Regions from separate parts of the Homo sapiens genome. Here region 1 is linked to region 2. The links are chromatin loops, found by intact Hi-C in ENCODE. Cell type or tissue: OCI-LY7. All regions are shown on one strand.

Region 1 (5,000 bases), 340 kb after region 2:
TTCTTCCACTTATTACCCTTGGCCGAAGCATGAAAATATATTTCATGTGTATGCACACACACACACACACACACACACATATATATGTAGGAAGAGATTTATTGTGAACTGGCTCATGTGATTATGGAAATTGACAAGTTCTAAGATTTGAAGTCAGCAAGTAGGAAACCCCAAAGAGCCAATGGTATAGTTCCCATTTGAAGGCTGGCAGGCTTGAGACTCTGAAAAAGCAGATGTTTCAGTTTGAGTCTGAAGGCTGAAAAACATGATGTCCCAGCTCAAGGCAGTCAGGCAGGAGGAAATTCCCTCTTACTCATGAGAAGGTCAGTCTTTTTGTTCTATTCAGATCTTCAGCAGATTGGATGAGGCATCCCCCACATTAGGAAGGGCAATCTGCTTTACTCAGTCTACTGATTCAAATGTTAATCTCCTCCCAAAACACCCTCACAGACATGCCCAGGATAATGTTTGACCAAATACCTGGGTACTCCATGAGCCAGTCAAGTTGACACATAAATTAACCGTAACATGTACATACTGTGTGTATGCCAGGTACTTACTTAACAGATCCTTTTTTACTGTTAATTTTATTATTATAAATGTGGCTGAGAAAACAGTATATTCTTCGTAATATTGTTGCAAATGAATCAGGCAGATATTTAAGGGTAGGATTTCTTGTTCTGTTGGGAAGATACGTATGACTGCCTTTGTCATCTCAAACAAAGTTGCAAAAAGTGTCATGACTTAGGGTAACTAATGGTAAGTACCATGGTAATCAATCCCTAAATTTTCTAGTTTAATTTAAAAAAAATTATTTCTAACTTACTTCACTGTCTGATGAAGGCCAGGAAACTCTCCTAGGTAACTTACCTCCAAGTTGTAGAATTCAGGCCCCTTTCATGTGTTTAAATATAACCTTTTTTTCTTCCCCTCCAACTCCCCTTCCTAAAGATAAACTTTTAAATCAATAGGTATCTCACAGTACTTTGTGAAGGAAGGTAAAATAAAGTCAACTCGAAAATTGTATATTTAATTGATTACTGACCTCTATAATTTAAAAGCTGCTTGATCTTGGACAAATAATTCTTTTTCATTGATGATCTTGGAACCCAGTGGGAAAGAACTACAGAACGAAATGGTAAATCAAATATCGAAGATGTTTTGTTACTTGAGGAATCTTCTGTTAGGTTGGTATAGCGGAGGAAACCTTCCAATTGAGTTTTGAGTTTAAGTAACAAGTTTTGCTCATCAAGCTGGGCAATCTGGGCAAACCAATTAACCACTCTGGGCTTTGGTTTCCTCATTTGAAACTTAGCATGTTAGCCACACTGATTTTGCTAACATCACTTCCAAATCAAAATTGCAATTATTCTAGTAGACCATCTCTTTAGATCTGGATTAAGGATGAGGCCTACTTGGAGGTGAAGGAATCAAGTAGAAAGATGTGAAATGGTCCCTCCCTCCATATGGAAAAATCTGCCTGAGATTTAGACAGACACTATTCAAAACTGTAAGTCCACTGAGCACCAACTGCGGTACAAAAAGTTAAGTTCCCAGGTCTCATTTACAGAGTAGTAGCTGCTTGTTAGTTATCACACGCCAGTGATTCAGCTGGAGAAGCTAAGGCAGAAGGCAATTATGTAACCATCACAAAAGGGTATGGGGGAAGCACTTGAACCCATACCGGGCATTCTGGCTTCTGGTCAGATGCGAGGGATGGATTCAATGTCATTTTAATCTTTATTCATTGTTTCAATCTGTTAGAACTGTTATAGTTTGGAGCTCCATACAGAATGCAGATTTGTTCAAATGACTTCCCAAGAACTTGTAGCAAGAGCACTTGGAGCCATCCTGGACAGGCCCATGCTGTGCCTCACACATGCACAGCATCTTCAAGGGGTCATACAGAAACTGCCTCCAAACCTCCCCACCCACTTCCACTTTGCCACAACCCCAAGAGAGGACACCCATCTCAAAAAGGTTTGCTTTCCTGTGGAGTAAGAGGTATAATTAAATTGTGTCCCAGCAGTGAAGGTTCCTTAATGATAATGAGCCAAAACTAATTGTATTGATTTGTTTATCACCGGCTTAGGAGGCCCATCAAACAAATGGACTGAGACTATTTCCATATTCTTATCTGTTAGGTAAATGAGAAACAAATGACCTCTCCCTATGTCTGCATCCTGAAGTCACTGCCCTCTAAGGCTGAGTGCTCTATGGCTTCGGGTGGGAGCTTTGTCCAAAGCTGGGGCCATTCTGCCCTCTGGCTTCTTCAAATAGGTGAAGAAAGTTGAAAATTTTGGTATTCATTCTTCTATTTTTCATTTATGTAGAAGGATTTGTTTTTAACAGTTACAATTTGGATCCTTGCCAAAGGTGCCAGATGGCCTGCTTTCTTCGGGAGAGCTGGTCATGAGTATTAATAACCCTAATTTGGAATTCTCTGTGGAAGGGGTAGCCACAAGATTTGGAGTGGGAGGAAATGTAGAATCATTGATAACAAGTGAATTCAGAGAAAAAGACTCTTGAATCTTGGTCAGGAGTGAGACATAACGGTAGGCAGGCAGCTTTGGGGGGCCACAGGAGAAGCCTGATGTACCTGCACCTACCCCTCTTAGTCTTGGGGAGCCTTCCCAATCTACTGCTCCACAAATTAAGAGAAATAGAGAGAATTAAAAGAGAGCTCTGGAAGAGCCATAGCAAAGTCCAGAGTTAGGTTATTGAGCTCAAGTGGAAAGGGATAAAATAAATGGCTTCCAGAATGTGAAGAAATTAGCTGCAAGAATGTGAAACTAAACAGTGGATCTGTGACTATTCACTTTCACTGAGATGAAGGAGCAAAGCTCAACCTAGTATTTAGAAAAGATTTAGGGGGACATAGAAAGAAAACCAACATCTATTGAGTTCGTGTTCTCCTCCCGTTACTTGGCTAAAGAGTGGTTAGGAGTGAGCCTGACATATATTGTTTCTTTAATTCTTTTGCCTAGCCCAGCAGGTAGGTATACATATCCCATTTTGGAGAGGAGGCAGCTATGTGTCCAGTTAATGTTTGTAAATTTAAAGCCACTATCATCTGCATCAAAGCCCATACTCTCAACGGCTGAAGACTGATATCTCACTCTCCTTCCTCATCTTTCCAATAGAAAGCAAGGAGTTCCATTCAGCACCTCTATGTGGGCAGTATTGAAGAGGATGAGCCTTTCTTCCTGTCTCACTTGCCCTTACGCTCTTCAAAGGGAGGGCCTCATCTGAAAAGGGAGATAGCCTGAAGCCCTTTGACTGCATTGATCAGGGACAGGACCATGATATTGTTACATACCTAGGTCACCCTATGGCTGAGCTCTCTCTTATGCCCTTTACACCAATCTGTGTCCTGCTCCAAGGGCCTTGCCCCTGTGACTCTTATTCAGTAAACAGGCCACACAGCTGCTTCTGGTAGCCCAGGCAGAACTCTGAGCAGAATCCTGGTCTCTGTTTCAGTTTGCACCTGGTGGCCAAGTCAGAGTTGTAAAGTCCCAAGATTTAAGTTTAGAGAAGGTTGTCAGAGATCCTTTCATATTCCCCAATTCCTTTTATCATAAATACAGCTGATGCTCTATTTTCATCACCAGTTTGCTCTTTCTTTTTATCCTCAATTGATTAGATTCCCTAGGAAAAGAGGAGTGAGTACATAGGTAATTTTTCTAAACACCAATCTCTACTACTGATGAGACAAATGGGGAGCTTTCCAAATGTGAGGGTCATTCAGGTGACCTGATGGCTTATGGTGACTGGGATGGTTTAAAGAGAATTTTGATTAACAGGAGAAAGAGTTTTTTAGGAAACCTCTAAACTTGCTTGAAGCTGATTTAGTTGATCCTGCAAAGCTGCGCTATTTTTCACCTAATTCGAGAGTTTATTTTAGAGGTATTCATCTTCTAAAAATATTTTACCTTTAACCACCATTTTCGGACATAAACTACTTTATCATTTATGTAGACTTTGAGGAGTTAAAAGCTTTTGGTAAATCTTGCCTCCTTTGATTCGCAACAAAGCAGAAAAAAAAAAAACGGAGAAGAAATTTCCTCTTTGTAAAGGAAAAAATTTATTTAATTTTAAATGACTTGTCCAAGGTCACTTGGCTGGAAAGTGTCTGGGAAGAGACTCTGCTTTTCTGTGTTCTGAGTTGGCCTTAAATTATTGCAATACTTCACATACAAAAATAAAAAAGAAAGATAAATTTGATTATATAAGAATGTAAGTCTCCTGCACAGCCATAAATATTAATTAAACAATATAAGATAAATAACAAATAGGGGAGTAATTTACCCCACTAGACAACAGGGTTAATTTTCTTAATATATAACAATCTCCTTGAATAGCAATAAAATGTATAAACAACCAAATACAAAATAGGCAAAGAAGGAAACATGCAATTAGTCAATGACCATGAAAAGATGCTTAAACTTATATAGTTAAAGAAATGCCACTGACTTATCATTTTTCACTAACTGGCATAATTAAAAATCTTGATGTAATGTTGGTAAGAATATGGGGAAAAACTGTTGGTGGGAGTATAATTTGAGACAGCTTTTCCGGAAGGGAATTGGCAGTATTTATTGTAACCTATTAGTAATGTCTGCAATATCTGGTAGGGTGTGAACATTGAGTTCCATTAGCAGAAATAAAGTATTCCTGGAGTTACAGGATAAAGCACTTATCAAACCACACAGAGTCCAAATCATGCAAATCAGAAGGCTTCCTCTCTAATCACCTTATTAATCCCCTCTCTTAGCTTCCTCCACAGCTGGTCTTTTTATCTTTCAGGTCTTTCCCAGGTTTGCAGCTTCCACGTTCTCGGTTCTACTCAGTTCTCCTTTGGTAGGAGCCTGTTTTGTTCTTTGGACCTTGGGCTTTAGTGGAGGGGAGGGGTCCTTAGGACCTTCACAGTGAAAATGTACTCAGTAATAAAACATTTCCCTTGCTGATTTTGACTACTACTTATAATTCAAATGTGCTAT
Region 2 (5,000 bases):
TTGACACTGGCTTATTGCTGTCCAGGTTATTTAAGATGCGGAGGAAATCTTATCACAGAGAAGCAGCTTCTAAACATGTCCTGCCAGGTGGGTGATGAGGTAAAGACTGCCCAGGCGGCCTTGTGCACACCACATACTTGTGGAGCCACTTTGATGAAAGGGTCTGGATTATTTGCAAAGTCTTGTGCTAGGTGAAGGTGGGCTCTTTCTTAAATTCTGAAATGCCCACGAGTCTTTGGTAATGTTCATAGTGAAGCATCTGAGCTGAGCCTGAGGCTTCCCAGGAGGCTGTGCCAAGGACAAAACACACTGAGGATGTTGACCATGGCCTCCTGACAGAATGAAAGGCCCCCACAGTTTCAATTTAAACCGTAAACATTTAAATAGAAAATGAAGTGCTGGTGTATGACTCTGAACTTGTGAGACTAGCTGAAAACACCATTTTGACCGTTGGGCAGAGATTTCCCATCATGGGATCAGCCATAGACCATATCCACTGGGAACATGGAGAAAAGGTTTAGAGGTTCCACCAACATTTTCCTTAATTCTTAGATGCCTTTTGGTGGTTGAATTCTGTCCTTATTTTCTTATTTCCTGAAGCCCAAAATATAAGCTCTATAATGTGGTCATTCATAAACCTTTAGGGATATTCCTATTGGAAAATGTTGTGCAAGTCTTATTTTAGAGTTCCCAGAAGGGAATTACCGGACCTTAAGATATGCACGTTTTGAAGATATTGGATACAACTGGTCTCCAGAAGTGGGAAGACCATTTTTGCTCCTTTTAATAGTGGTGTCTGGTGTCTCTTTCCTCAGATATTCAGTAATGGATATGTCATGCTTTTTCATTTTGCCCTTCTGATAGGTGGAAAATGACGTAACATCCTTAATTTAAGTTACATTTTTTGGATGCCATTGTGAATTTTTTTTCCCCTATAGCTATTGCCTATTTGCATACCCTCTGAAGTTGCCCGTTCTTGAAGGACACTGATAATGTTCTCCTCCCCTGCCCTTTCCTTTTTGTTGCCAGAATAACCTAATCTAAACCAGAAACTCCATCTTTTCTTCCCCAGGGCTCCTATAGACCCATAGGCGGCTAGAGTGTACCTGTGAGCCTCTGGGGAGATGTCTCACCGCCAGAGAGCTGTCCCCAACTCAGGACCTCACCTGCCTGTGCGTGCGAAATTACACCTGAGATGGAGTGGCTGTGTCCAGCTAACAAAGCCGTTTGGGGAGGGGATTTCAAGCATGGCTATTCCTTGTTCACTTTAATAAAACATGGCATGAATTCAGGCAAAGGGACTTACTCCTTACTCCCTCACCTCAGATTTTTCTGTGTTTTGCTGTTGGTATAACTTGTCCTGTGTTGCTAAGTTTTAAACATATCTATATTTTGTTTAAAACACTAACCATGGCTTTGTTTGAGTGGCTTATTTTTATGTCCTAAGGAGTTGACCTAGACAGGGAACAGTTAGTCATATTCTGTTTCAGGCCAATGCCTCTGAGCCCCTTCCCTTCTCGTTTTTCTCTGTCTGAAATGATGCTCTTGGCTGGCCCCATTTTGCTGTTTGTCCAAACGGGCGCCCCTCAGCAATGGGCAACTTTCTCCATTTTGGTGTCTTATCTAAGACCTTGCCCACTGGCTTAAAGAGTTGGCTTGGGTTCCGTCACAGTGATGAGTTGCCTGTCCCGCCGTCTGTAGTCGGGAGGGCTTTTTCCGTGATGAGAATGAGCTGCAAACTCAGGCAAACACTGATCAGGAGAGACATGAAACCCAACCTGGCCCAGTCGGCTTAAAAATAGTCCAGTCATTTCACCCCTGGAATTTTCTCTTGCTTATGTGGGTGGACAATTCTCTTGGAACACCACCAAGATCATGAGGAGGAGAAAACAGAGCAGGCACCAACCACATGAATCCAACCCAGGCTGACCCCGTAGCCGGTGGTGCATTGGCCCTCACAGGTTTGCACCCTGCATGCAGGGCCCTTTCTCCCCCACGAGAGGGCGCTCTCGTCACTCTTAAAGCAATCGTACTGGGGAACACTCAGGTTGTTTCTTAGTGAAGTCCCCGAAGAGCACTGCATTTAAGCTGCTACTTTGTGTCTCAGCTTCTACTTTCAAGGTTTGTTATGAATGTAAAGACATTCTCCAACTCAAGCAAGTGTGGGCAATATTAGTGTCTGGAAACGCCTGTTGCAAATGAAGCACAGCCACTGCTTGTTTGTGTTTCGTTAGTGAAACGTGATTGTAACCCAGGGTTTTTGACGCTCACAGAAGCATCCGCCTTGGTAATGCTGTACATCCAGGCTGCTCTTCTTTGTCCCTAACCTGGTTGCAATGTGGCCGTAGCATGCTTGTGTTGACATCTGACAGGAGATGAGGACTTGACTTCCTGGGCTGATCTTGCTTATTTTGGGGAGAGCAGGAGTGCCCGTGGTTAGTGTGGATCAGCCTGACAGGAGATTTTCTATTGAGGGAGGATTTAAGACTGCATGCAGGCAAGGGAAATACAAGCCATATTTCACCAGCTCAATACACCAGGGAGCGCTACCATTTAACGAAAACCACCATTCTGACTTCCGGGTTTTTAGGTCATCTGGCAGCCACTGGGTGGGGTCAGTTTCTTGGCCCTTGATTAGAAGTTCCTTCTGATTACAAAACACCTCTTGATTGAAATCTTTGCATTTTCTTTGCATTTGCATTTCCACCAATCTTTTTATTTTTTATTTTTTTTGCCTTGGAGGATGTGTGTATGTGAGGGTGACCTTCTCTTTATTTGTGGGAATCGGGGAGTGCCCTCCTCCCTACAAAGTCACTATAAAGCTACGGGCTTTGCTGCCCTTGGTACAGGGTCTAGAAGTGGTTGTTGGGTGGTGACCAGCACAGTGACAGTTTATTTCCTGGACCTTTGAACCTAAATTCCCACAGGAAGAACATAAAGGACTCAGCAAATCTTGCCCCCCGACCCCCGTCTCCTCCATGCGCCTACACTGGAGCCATGAGTACTACTGCTACCGTCACTACAGCCAAATTATTATAGAGAATTACTATGTGCCAGGCATGGGTAATTTTTGGTTGTTTTAATCAACTTTGTTTCAAACAGCTTTAGATTTGCAGAAAAACTATGAATATAGCAAGAGTTCCCCCACTTTCTCCTTTTTTTATTTATTTTATTTTATTTTTTTGAGACGGAGTCTCTGTCGTCCAGGCTGGAGTGCGGTGGCGCAATCTCGGCTCACTGCAAGCTCCGCCTCCCGGGTTCATGCCATTCTCCTGCCTCAGCCTCCCGAATAGCTGGGACGACAGGCGCCCGCCACTACGCCTGGCTAATTTTTTTTTTTTTTTAATATTTTTAGTAGAGACAGGGTTTCACCGTGTTAGCTAGGATGGTCTCGATCTCCTGACCTCGTGATCCACCTGCCTTGGCCTCCCAAAGTGCTGGGATTACAGGTGTGAGCCACCGCGCCCGGCCTCCTATTTTTAACATATAGTTTCTCCTGTTGTTGTTGTTTTAATCATATTAGCATAACACATTTGTTACAATTAGTGAAGGAATATTGATACATTATTATTAACTGAAGCCAATACTTTATTCGGATTTCCTTTATTTTGACCTAGTGTCCTTTTTCTGCTCCGGGAGCCTACCCAGGATACCGCCTTACCTTAGTTGTCATGTCTTCTTAAGATCCTGCTGGCGGTAGTGGTTTCTCAGACTTTAAACTTGTTTTTAATGACCTTGACAGTTTTGAGGAGTACTGCTCAGGAGTTTAGTAGAAGGTTCCTCTTTTGGAATTTGTCTAAGGTTTTCTAATAATTAGACTGGGGTTATGGGTTTTTGAGAGGAAGAAGGCAGAGAGAAAATGCCATTCTTATCACATCATATTCAGGGTACATATTATTAACATGATTTAACGTTGTAGATGTTGAACGTCATCACCTCGCTGAGACGGTGTTTGTCAGGTTTCTTCTCGTAAAGTTACTGTCCCCTCTCCTTTTTTTATACTGTACTATCACAAGAAAGTGACCACGTGTAGTCCACACTTAAGGAGGGGGAGTTATATTCCACCCTCAGAGAGCACAGTACCTATAAACATTTTTGAAATTTCTCTGCACAGAAAATTTCTCTCTTCTTCCCCATTTATTTACGTATTCAATTGTTTATTTCTATCAATATGGACTCATAGAGATTTATTCCATACTTTGAGTTATAATCAAATAGTATACTACTAGATTTTGTTTGGTTTTTTTTTTGCCTCTGGGAGCTGTTTCACGTGACTCCTGTGTCCCTTTGACACACCCCCATCATTGCGGGTTTTTGTTTTTGAGGTGTTTCTTTCTTGCTTTCTTTGTGGCACTCACTACAAGATACTCCAGGATTATCTTGTACATCTTCTGCCCTAGTCCTTGAATCAGTCATTTCTCCAAAAAGCCCTGGCCTTTTTTTTGAGACGGAGTCTCGCTCTCTCGCCCAGGCTGGAGTACAGTGGCGCGATCTTGGCTCACTGCAAGCTCCGCCTCCCGGGTTCACGCCATTCTCCTGCCTCAGCCTCCCAAGTAGCTGGGACTACAGGCGCCCGCCACCACGCCCGGCTAATTTTTTGTCTTTTTAGTACAGACGGGGTTTCACCGTGTTAGCCAGGATGGTCTCAATCTTCTGACCTCGTGATCTGCCCGCCTTGGCCTCCCAAAGTGCTGGGATTACAGGTGTAAGCCACGGCGCCCAGCCAGCCCTGGCTCCTTTTATTGGAGGGTGGTATTAGAATAGGGTCTGGGCTCCAGGTGTGCTGGTGCTTCTGGTTGCTGCTGCTTTATAAGCTCTCAGCTGACAGCAAGAAAACATGTGCATGTGAACCAATCTATAGATGCCTATCTACTGATCTACAAATATATCTGTATGTAACCATTGGTATCTGTATTATGCTAAACATGTGTTCACACTGACGTTTCCAGCTCTTAAGCTGTTACATGTCTCCAGCTCTAAGCCATTATCACGTGGATCAT

Evidence for each region. Hi-C counts contacts between places; a loop is a spot of excess contacts. Peaks named below come from ENCODE experiments on the same cell type or tissue, not always from the same donor. Only the 100,000 strongest peaks of a DNase experiment are listed, where the experiment ranks them.
Region 1: it touches region 2 in a loop (4-fold over the local background); 4 of 110 quality-filtered maps call a loop at or near these places.

The regions. Positions count from the first base shown.
Region 1 is chr1:76,494,691-76,499,690 of GRCh38, forward strand. The region is part of intron 3 of ST6GALNAC3 (ST6 N-acetylgalactosaminide alpha-2,6-sialyltransferase 3); the gene reads left to right. Among named protein-coding and RNA genes, the nearest start is that of LINC02567, 280 kb to the right of the region's middle. In OCI-LY7, no CTCF peak of the experiment used is centred here; no DNase peak of the experiment used is centred here.
Region 2 is chr1:76,152,306-76,157,305 of GRCh38, forward strand. All of the region lies in intron 1 of ST6GALNAC3 (ST6 N-acetylgalactosaminide alpha-2,6-sialyltransferase 3), which reads left to right. Among named protein-coding and RNA genes, the nearest start is that of ST6GALNAC3, 80 kb to the left of the region's middle. RefSeq lists a silencer at 1,976-2,085. In OCI-LY7, CTCF peaks have their summits at 1,989 (motif pointing right), 2,193 and 2,592; DNase peaks (open chromatin) are centred at 2,036, 2,296 and 2,556; H3K4me3 peaks cover 597 bases; H3K27ac peaks cover 475 bases.